Linked DNA regions of Homo sapiens: region 2 is linked to region 1. A link is a loop called in an ENCODE intact Hi-C map of the cell type or tissue named here. Cell type or tissue: endothelial cell of umbilical vein. All regions are shown on one strand.

Evidence for each region. A loop is a pair of places that touch in the nucleus more often than their neighbours do. Peaks named below come from ENCODE experiments on the same cell type or tissue, not always from the same donor. Only the 100,000 strongest peaks of a DNase experiment are listed, where the experiment ranks them.
Region 2: it touches region 1 in a loop (5-fold over the local background); 81 of 110 quality-filtered maps call a loop at or near these places.

Annotation. Positions count from the first base shown.
Region 1 is chr4:21,526,766-21,531,765 of GRCh38, reverse strand. All of the region lies in intron 1 of KCNIP4 (potassium voltage-gated channel interacting protein 4), which reads left to right. LOC124900677 (a long non-coding RNA gene) reads left to right here and starts at 3,330. Exons shown (of 2, transcript XR_007058073.1): 1 at 3,330-5,000. In endothelial cell of umbilical vein, no CTCF peak of the experiment used is centred here; a DNase peak (open chromatin) is centred at 2,305; H3K27ac peaks cover 359 bases.
Region 2 is chr4:21,765,890-21,770,889 of GRCh38, reverse strand. The region is part of intron 1 of KCNIP4 (potassium voltage-gated channel interacting protein 4); the gene reads left to right. Among named protein-coding and RNA genes, the nearest start is that of KCNIP4-IT1, 85 kb to the left of the region's middle. In endothelial cell of umbilical vein, CTCF peaks have their summits at 2,311 (motif pointing right) and 4,913; DNase peaks (open chromatin) are centred at 1,309, 2,319 and 4,899; H3K27ac peaks cover 1,181 bases; H3K27me3 peaks cover 1,082 bases.

The DNA of each region.
Region 1 (5,000 bases):
CCCATTGTCATCATTATTATTTCAGATTCAAGATTCTTGCCCTTTCCTGACATTATAGTAAATAACAAGTTAAAGAAACTGCAGCTTTAGGCCGGGTGCGGTGGCTCACGCCTGTAATCCCAGCACTTTGGGAGGCCCAGGTGGTTGGGTCATTTGAGGTCAGGAGTTCCAGACCAGCCTGGCCAACATGGCAAAACCCCATCTCTACTAAAAAATACAAAAATTAGCCAGGCATGGTGGCCAGCACCTGTAATACCAGCTACTCAGGAGGTTGAGGCAGGAGAATTGTTTAAACCCAGGAGGTGGAGGTTGCAGTGAGCTGTGACTGTGCCACTGCACTCCAGCCTGGGCAACAGAGAGAGACTGTCAAGAAAGAAAGAAAAAGGAAGGAAGGAAGGGAGGGAGGGAGGGAGGGAGGGGGAGGGGAAGGGAGGGAGGGAGGAAGGAAGGAAGGAAGAAAAGAGAGAGAGAGAAAGAAGGAAAGGAAGGAAGGCACTGCAGCTTTCAAAACTACTTCCCAATTTCCTCTGTCACCCCTCTAATTCTAGATGAGGCAAGATAAGCAGGTTGGTTTTCACTTGGAAGCCTAGAATTGCAAGCTTGCAAGCTGAAAGAGCAGGTTAGTGCTCCTGACTCCCTAAAAACCAAATAGCCAGGCTTTTCCTTCTGCAAGTAGTCATGATTTTTATTGGGAGAGAAATGTTTTGACTTGAGCCCTCAACTTAGCTTTTAAAGATTACAGTTCCAAGCTGTGAACATTGGATCTGGATATACATGCACCTATCTTGGAGCTTCTGGAAAACCAACCCTGTGGCCTTTGCTTAGACCCAGGGCAGATAGTTCAGTGTCTTAGCTGTGAGTGTAGCTCATACCTTTGCTTATGCTCTGGTGATCTGTCCTGCCATCCTCAACTTACTGATTGTGGACACAGCTGTCTGTTGATGTGCAAGTGCTGAGAAAGCCAGGACTTGGTCCATCTTGTTTAGTCTGATCCTTAAAAATTATCAATAAATATTTACTGAATGAATAAACAAATAAATTAATATACTTATTTTATTGTGGTACTTGGAAGCTTTTGATAACTCCTTATCCAATGATATAGAATTAGCTTAAACAATGAGTCCTATGTAGCTTTTAAGACATTTACAAAGAGCTGAGAGCTCTCATGGTCTATGCGTTGCCTTCCTTGTGCATTAATATATTATATCAACAATTATTTGCCCAATTTTTACCAAATTTTTGCTGGTATCTTAAAAATTATTTTGAAAAGTTATACACATTTATTCAGACTGTATTTTCCTAAGTATTGATATATTATAAAATAGAAAGAAAAGCAAATATTTAAAGAATAAAAACTTTAAAGACAACTACTCACCAAACTGAATTGTAAATAAAATGTTTTAAAGAATAATACAGTCATGTTTGTGACATTTGTTTACTCCCAGTTTCAGGGTTGTGTAGGGCTCAAGACTGTAGCTAGAGCTGTATAACCTAGGAAACAAAAGTACATTATGTATTTGACAGCAGATTTTTTTTGCCACCAAAAATTATAAGGAGAAACACATTTGATCCGGAATATTCATTGAAATATCTTAGTGCTTCATACAAATTGAGGTTAAGAAACTTGCCCTTTCCCTATAAGACTGTCTGAAAAGTTAGCATGGTCATGACACCTTATACTGCTGTTTGGAAGATTAGATGCGCTCAATTGTAGACTGTATACAGCGCACTACAAAGTGCCTGATGCCTAATAAGTGATCAATATGTGCTAGCTATTATTTACCACATAGTGGAATGATGACAGAATGAAAAGTCTTCAGAGTTCCTCGCGAACTGTGTTTCAATTCATTAGATTGATCAAACGTTCAATCCTCTCTATTCACTGAACATGATCAAAGCTTAAGTTTTCAAGACATGCCATGATGTATTTCATGTTAAGAAAGGCCAGATAGCCTCAGATTCACAAAGCAATAGTACACTTGTATTTTATCTCATAATACCTGAGATCATGCAAGAGAGACCATAATGATGATAATGCCTCTCTTGACATTCTCTCTTGAGAGATTTCATGGTCTCTTCCCATCTCTTTCTGCTTATATCCTGAAATGGAATCCAAGGATTTACTACCATCCAGGGTGTCTTAAAAAGTATAACAAGGATAGAAGGAGGTCTGAGAATATTTTATTATAACAAACCCTCTTTGAAGAAAAAGAAGATAAAAAAAACTAAGATTGATTTCTATACAATTTTATGGCACATTCCATTAGTTTCAGCTCCAACTCATCCTGTTATCTCAAAACTGAATTATCTCAGCTGTAGTGTGAACTTTTCCACTTCCTGAACTTATCTTAACCTGAGGAAGTGTGCTTTAACCACTGTCTGGAACTTGTACATATCCTTGGTACTTGATGTTCCGTCACTGAGTGAGCTGTGGACACAGGTGTTCTTAATGTATTTTGCACCCTTTCTCCTCTTCTGCAGTTGCACAGTTTGTATTATCATTTCCCTTCCTATTCTGTCTTGATTCTGGGCTGAACTTAATCCATTTGTCTATAGTAGGGGTCAGCAAATAATGTCTATGGGCCAAATCCATGCTGCTGCCTATTATGGTAACTGCTGAATTAATCTTGATTCTATTCCAGTCTCCTTAGTCTTCATTCTCCTAATTCAAAAATAGCTGCTGCACTGTATCTTCCTTCATGCTCTGGGCAGGAGGAAAGAACAGAAGCAATATGGAGGAAGGGGCAAAACCTGTAAAAGGACAGCAAAACTTTTGCAGAAATCCTAAGCAGGCTTTTCATTGGCCGAAAGCCATGCCACATGACCACTTGTAAGGGTGCAAGAACTTGCAGCTTAGCTGTAGTGTTTGCCACAACCCCCAAAATTGAATTTCCCTTCCTTCCTTCCTTCCTTCCTTCCTTCCTTCCTTCCTTCCTTCCTTCCTTCCTTCCTTCCTTCCTTCCTTTCTTCCTTTCTTCCTTTCTTCCTTTCTTTCTTTCTTTCTTTCTTTCTTTCTTTCTTTCTTTCTTTCTTTCTTTCTTTCTTTCTTTCTTTCTTTCTTTCTTTCTTTCTTTCTTTCTTTCTTTCTTTGTTTTTTATGAGACAGAGTCTCCCTCTGTCGCCCAGGCTGGAGTTCAGTGACGCGTTCTTGGCTCACTGCAACCTCCACCTCCCAAGTTTAAGTGATTGTCCTGTCTCAACCTCCTGAGTAGCTGGGACTATAGGCGCCCGCCACCACACCCAGCTAATTTTTGTATTTTTGGTAGAGACAGGGTTTCACCACATTGGCCAGGCTGCTCTCAAACTCCTGACCTCGTGATACACCCGCATCGGCCTCCCAAAGTGCTGGGATTACAGGCATGAGCCACCATGCCCGGTTGAGTTTCTGTTTCTATGGAGGAAAGCAAACATGAACTGTTGGAGGAAATCAACATGAACTGTCGCTGGTCAAGCATTGTACAATCATTCCAAAAACAACAACAACAATAACTCAAATCCCAGATTGTTTTATTTGAGCCACAGGTGAGTCTCTAAATGAAGTTTAGAGACTGCAAAGTAGTTTAAAGTACTGCAAAGCTGAGTGTTTAAAAAAGCATCGATCTGGAATCAGTGAGAGCAACAACCTGTAATAGCTGAAGGCAGCAGAGAGTGACATTCAATTAAGTACTTTCATTAATCGTTTATAAAATTAATCCTTAGAACTCGATGATACTGTATTAAAATGAAGTGCTGATTAGGACCGACCCCGTGGCAGTTCCTTCAGGAAGTAAGGAATACATAAAATTTTTCATTTAGGCAATGTTCCAGCTTCTATTAATGGGACTTGTACCTAGGAGGATTCCTTACGGGAACAGCAAACATAAATAGAAGCAGGTGATGACCGGACCCTGTGGTACAGTAGTTAAGAGATGCAACAACCATACCTCACTAATTTTGACTAATTAGAAAGAAATTCAGATTGAATTTGCAAAGTCTGATTATACAATATTTAATGTGATTGTCCTACTTTTCCTTTTCGTGATTATACAAATCAGTTTTTAAATCTGACGTAGTTGAGTTTTTCAAGGCATTGTAAATGGTTTCTATTCTATCCATTGAATTTTACGTCTGTAACAGCTACAATGTAAGAGTCATTTAACAATTTTTGAACACCTATTATATGCCAACTACTGTGGTAGGCTCTTTACATCCATCATTTATTTCACATTTATACTAATCCTTAGATAGGTTTTAGTCCAATTTTACTGATTAAAAAATAGGGCAACCCCACTAGAAATGTCAGGACCAGAATTTGAACCAAGTCCTTCCTGCGGCCCAAGTCCATGCCCCTTCCATTATGTTGCAACATCTTCCATGAGTGTAAAAGTAATATAGGCCAAGGATTCCACGTCTCAATGTGGTAGGAATTGTTGATTCTTTCATCTTTTTCTTATTGCTTGTTTTAAAAAAAATATTAGCCAAGGTAAGGGAATGAGTAGAACAATATCAGAATAACTGAGGGTCTCCCTTAGGAGGTCCTATTCAGTTTTGTATTTATGTTTAATATAATCAACAACCCAACAAATCATATTCATTATTATCTTGGACAGTATATGTTCACTTACTACCATTACTTTACTCAAATGGAAACGGCAGCCTAGGCATTATCTGAATGCCATAACCCTTGTAATGGTGGCATCCTAATTAATGAGTTTTAAAATGTTATAAGCCAAATTCTTTCCTCTTAAGTGTGCAGATGTATGTAGGAAAAGCTTAAAGCATTATTGTCAGCCTAAGGGTAGGGGTAGACCCGTTCCCTGAAAACACTATTAAAAAGTACCCTTTTGTGATTTGTTGTGGGTTATATCTGATAAGGAAAAAGCATTTCCTCACATTGCCCAGGCATTTCATTAAAACTCATCTGCTACTGGAGGAGTGAGTTGTTTCAATGAGTAGAAGCATAGACAACCTGGAGTGCTCTCAGCGTTCTTTAATAATATTTCCTTAAAAATTGTTAAATT
Region 2 (5,000 bases), 240 kb before region 1:
TACAGAATGGGAGAAAATTTTTGCAATCTACCTATCTGACAAAGGGCTAATATCCAGAATTTATGAGTAACTTAAACATATTTACAAGGAAAAAAACAACCCCATCAAAAAGTGGGCAAAGGATATGAACAGACACTTCTCAAAAGAAGACATTTACGTGGTCAACAAACATGGAAGCTCAGCATCACTGATCATCAGAGAAATACAAATCAAAATCACAATGCGATACCATCTCATGCCAGTGAGAATGGCGGTAATTAAAAAGTCAGGAAACGATGCTGACGAGTCTATGGTGAAACAGGAACACTTTTACACTGTTGGTGGGAATGTAAATTAGTTCAGCCATTGTGGAAGACAGTATGGTGATTCCTCAAGGATCTAGAACCAGAAATACCATTTGACCCAGCAATCACATTACTGGGTATATACTCAAAGGAATATAAATCATTCTGCTATAAAGACACATGCACACGGTATGTATTTACAATAGCAAAGACATGGAACCAACCCAAATACCCATCAATGATAGACTGGATAAAGAAAATGTGGTACATATACACCATGGAATACTATGCAGCCATAAAAAGGAATGAGGCCATATCTTTTGCAGGGACATAGATGAAGCTGGAAGCCATCATCCTCAACAGACTAACACAGGAATGGAAAACCAAACACCACGTTCTCACTCATAAGTGGATGTCGAACATTGAGAATACATGGACACAGAGAAGGGAACAACACACACCAGGGTCTGTTGGGGGTTAGGGGGTGAGGGGAGGGAACTTAAAGGAAAAGTCAATAGGTGCAGCAAACCACCATGGCACATGAATACCTGTGTAACAAACCTGCATGTTCCGCACATGTATCTTTCTTTTTTTTTAGAAGAAATAAATAAGAAAAAGACAACCTTCTGGTATGAATTGATTGGCAGCTGGCCAAGCTGCCCTCCTCCTAGGTCCCATTCTCATTTTAGTAACCTCACAATAATAGAAGTCTGCTTCTGTTTGTGGTTGAATTTTATGGTGAGTTTTATTTGATGTAAAATATGATTTTTGCTTTTTATTGACGAACAGAATTTATAAGTGTGGAATGCTATGGAGGAGAGATGGCTAGCCCATTAATAGACATAATAAGGGATTCCTTATAAAGTCCTCAAAATATTTTGCACGTCAGTGTCATAAATTCCTATAAGTACAGAAAAAACAAATGGTGTAATGTGATAATGACTCATAGATCAACCTTCAGTCTCATGCCAGGCAACTTAGTGAACTGCCACAGGAAAAATATCTAGATAAAATCTTCTTGCATGACAGAGGGAATTCGAACAGTTTCCTTCAAGATAAAATAATGAATAATTCTAAGAACAAGGAAGTTATTTCTAAACATAAAACCACAGGCAAACCACATGAAGGAAATAACTGATGTAATTGACTAAATCAATACTGAAAATGTCTATTGTTAAAAATACCACAAATGAAATCAAATAATATATGACCAGCAAAAGTATTTGGAACATACATGAAAAGTGATTACTTCCTCTTTTATACAAACACTAAAATAGAAAACCTGGCAGAGGGACATAAGGCATTTTAGAAATGCAAAAATAGAAACGGTTAATAGATATGAATATAAATGTTCACTCCCAATAAAATAAATATAAATGATAAAAGTATCCAGTTTTCCTTCAGGATATGATTGGAGTAGTTTTTTTTAAAATACTTAAAAGGAGGAGTTGATGACAGTGTGGAGAGAGTAGCACTTTTATAGGAGTGTGAATTCGTATAGACTTCTGGAGGTGAACTTGTCTGTACATGTCAAAGGCCTTCCCATTTTGAAGTCCTTTGATGTACTAGCTATATTTCTAGTAATATTTCATATAGCTTAGAGCTGAGTATAAGGTTTTAAAACGAGGATATTGCTACATCAAACAAATAACAAAAAAAATTGAAAAAAATTCCAAATGTTTGAAAATAAATTGACATATGATTACATGTAATGTATCCAACAAATAATTATTAAATGACATCACATTTGATTTTAGATGATAAACATCATATAACCCAATTGTGTGTTCTTGAAGGCTGTATACCAGAGATTATCTCTGGGAGATGGAAATGCAGCATCTATTAATTCCTTATTTGTGTTTTCTATATTTTAATGGTTATATAAAATTTTGTACCATGAGAAATAATTAATAATTGCAAATGTGAAGGAAACTTTCTTAAAACTTATAAAAATCTGAGAGTGTAACACCAACTAAGAGTGGATGTGTATAGATTTCTCATTTATAAAAATAAAGTTTGGTGCTTACCAGCAGGTGGCAGTACAAAACAAGCAGTGAGAAATCCTTTGTAAACAAAGGTACCTCAAGACTGAAAATGAGGAGCGAGACTTGGGAGTGAAGCATTTCTCTTTTTCCTTGATATGCAGAATTGTAACCACAACACCAAGGTGAAGCCCTGCTTTATAATCATTTGGGTACTTAAATCGGAATTTACCTTAAAATATTAACGTACTCAGAGGTCAAAAAGTCAAGCAAAGCACTCCTGCAGGAGTTTCTGGTACTGTTTAGAGAGAGAGCAGAATCTATACTTCACATGCTTACATACTTATTTTATTATTATTAGTTATCAATATAGAATTGATGATTTTTGTGTTAAGATGCATACTGTATCCAAAATCCTAGGTCTTAAAAAGCTCTCTAAAATGCTGTTTAGTCCATCTAATTATTTTACTAAATATTTGTTTTAATCACAAATCATAAATTTAGAAGCTCTTGCTTGGCGGTTTATCGGCACTAGTTGGTGGTGTAACTGAGATTGATATCCATGTCTGTCAATTTCCCTTTAAGGAATGATGTGTATAATAAGAGCAAATTCTTGGAAGTTTTGTCTTCAGCAAGGATCAGTTTTGAAGTTAGAAGAATGGCTTCTCTTCTTCCTTTAGGGGATTTTGTTGGCTTTCTTAATTGACATTTTATCACTTTTCCCATCTTTAATTTATTTAACCAGAACCAAGAGCTCTGTCAATACTGAAATAGATATGTCGGTGGTAAGTTTGGTTGCTTTGGCACTTACAACTATTTGATGCTTGCTTTCAGGTAGTAGTGTGTATGTTTTAAATCCATTTCTGAATCAAATTCTGTGCTTATTAGGTCCCCGCTGTGTATATTTTTCTCTATGGCAAGAGAAAAACAGTTATTTAACGTTTTATATATTTCAGGATATGTAATTTTTTGTAAGTTTTCTTTCATTACAGACTTGTAAGGATTTTAATAACTGTATTTTGAAATAAAAATAAGCTAAAAAAAGCTAATTAACCCCAAAGAGGTTAATTAAACTCAAGGTCATAGAACCTAAAAGTATTGCATAATTGGCAATAAAGCCAGCTGCCGTTACCATTCTATTCTTAGCCATCGACCTCTCTCACCTGTCACTCCATCTGCTTCCTAACCCCATCTCCTTGATTTCTCTCTGCACTGCCTCCCCACCCCACATCCCTGAGTCAAGTTTCCACAGAGCCATGGAAGTATCCTTTAAACATGTATCAGCTCTGCCCCACCCTGCTCTGAACCCCCACATAGATTCCCATCATTCTTGCAATAAGTCTCCCTCACTCTCAACAAGGCATTTCAAGCTCTGTGTGATCTGACTGTCTCCTCCTCCAGTGTCTTCTGGTATCACTAGTCCTTGCTCGTTGGGCTCCAGTTATAATGGCCTTCTCATTCTTTCATAAAGCAAATTCCTTTCTAAAGCTTTAATGCATTAAGTCTTCTCCCTAGTTCTCTTCCTCACCTCTTCTCAGATGTTGCTCTGCAAAGAGAGATTCCCTGACTCCCTTTCTTGTGTTCTCTTTGTTTTTCTTCATTGCCATGATCACTACCTGACACTTGATCTCAAATCATTGTTTCCTTGTGCATTTTCTGTTTCTTTCACTAGAATGCATTCCCCAAGAGGACAGGGTCTTTGTTGTGATCACTGCTATATTTCAGTACCTAAAATAATGCCTGATAGGTGATAGACACTCAATGGATTTGTAATTACACAAGTGAATGAATGAATAAATAAAACACACACTTTCTGACTCTCAGTCCATGACTATGCTGGTCAGTTTAACAAAGAGTGAAATAAGTTTATTGTTAAGAGATGCCAGACTTTGAAATAAGTACATTAATTAGGGCCCTCCCTGCCTCGTATATAAAATGAGATGATAATAATAATCTTTATTTTACCTACCTTATGAAATTGTGGGAAGACTGAAAAGGAAATTGTTTTCATAAGAACTTTTTAAACTATGAGAAATTATGCAGATCATTGTTGTTAGAAAATTTTAGGTTCACCAGTCGAGGAAATTCGCTTTATGCCAACAGTGATAGCAGCAGAGGGAAGCCTGGGAAACATTTATTTTAAGACTGTGGGGAGGCAAGGGGAACAGAGATTGGAAGCCCAGGATTTTGAAGACAAATGAACTTGCATGTGAGTCCCAGCTCAAACTCTTACAATCGAGTAATCCTTGTGCAAATTATTTGAACTCTCTGACCCTTAGTTATTCTTGCATAAAGTGGGTAAGGGAAACTGTCTCAAGGGTTATTATTGAGATAGTAAATGAGATCGGTATACGCCAAGTGCAGTGCTACCTTCTTATGGAAAATAGGATGGCCTAGAATAAACCTTGTAGAACCCCAATAATTACTTTCTCACATTTGTTAAATAATGTATTGTTCAGGCCACCACCTGCTCCGTTAGCAGGAAGACATCTGAGTTTTCCTATTCTTCCACCTTCTTCTGCATTCCTGTGTAATTCAAGAGCCCTGACTCAGAGAGCGTTAATCAGGTGTTTTAAAAGCCAAGGGAAGAGAAATCTACAATCCTGGTCCACTGCTGCTATGACACATTATTACCACATGGTGCCGCTATTGCAGATGGCTCCTTTCTAATCTAATGGCCGCTTAGTTTACTGTATGCCTTTTCCTAAGTATCTTTGCTCTTGGGCTCTGGGAT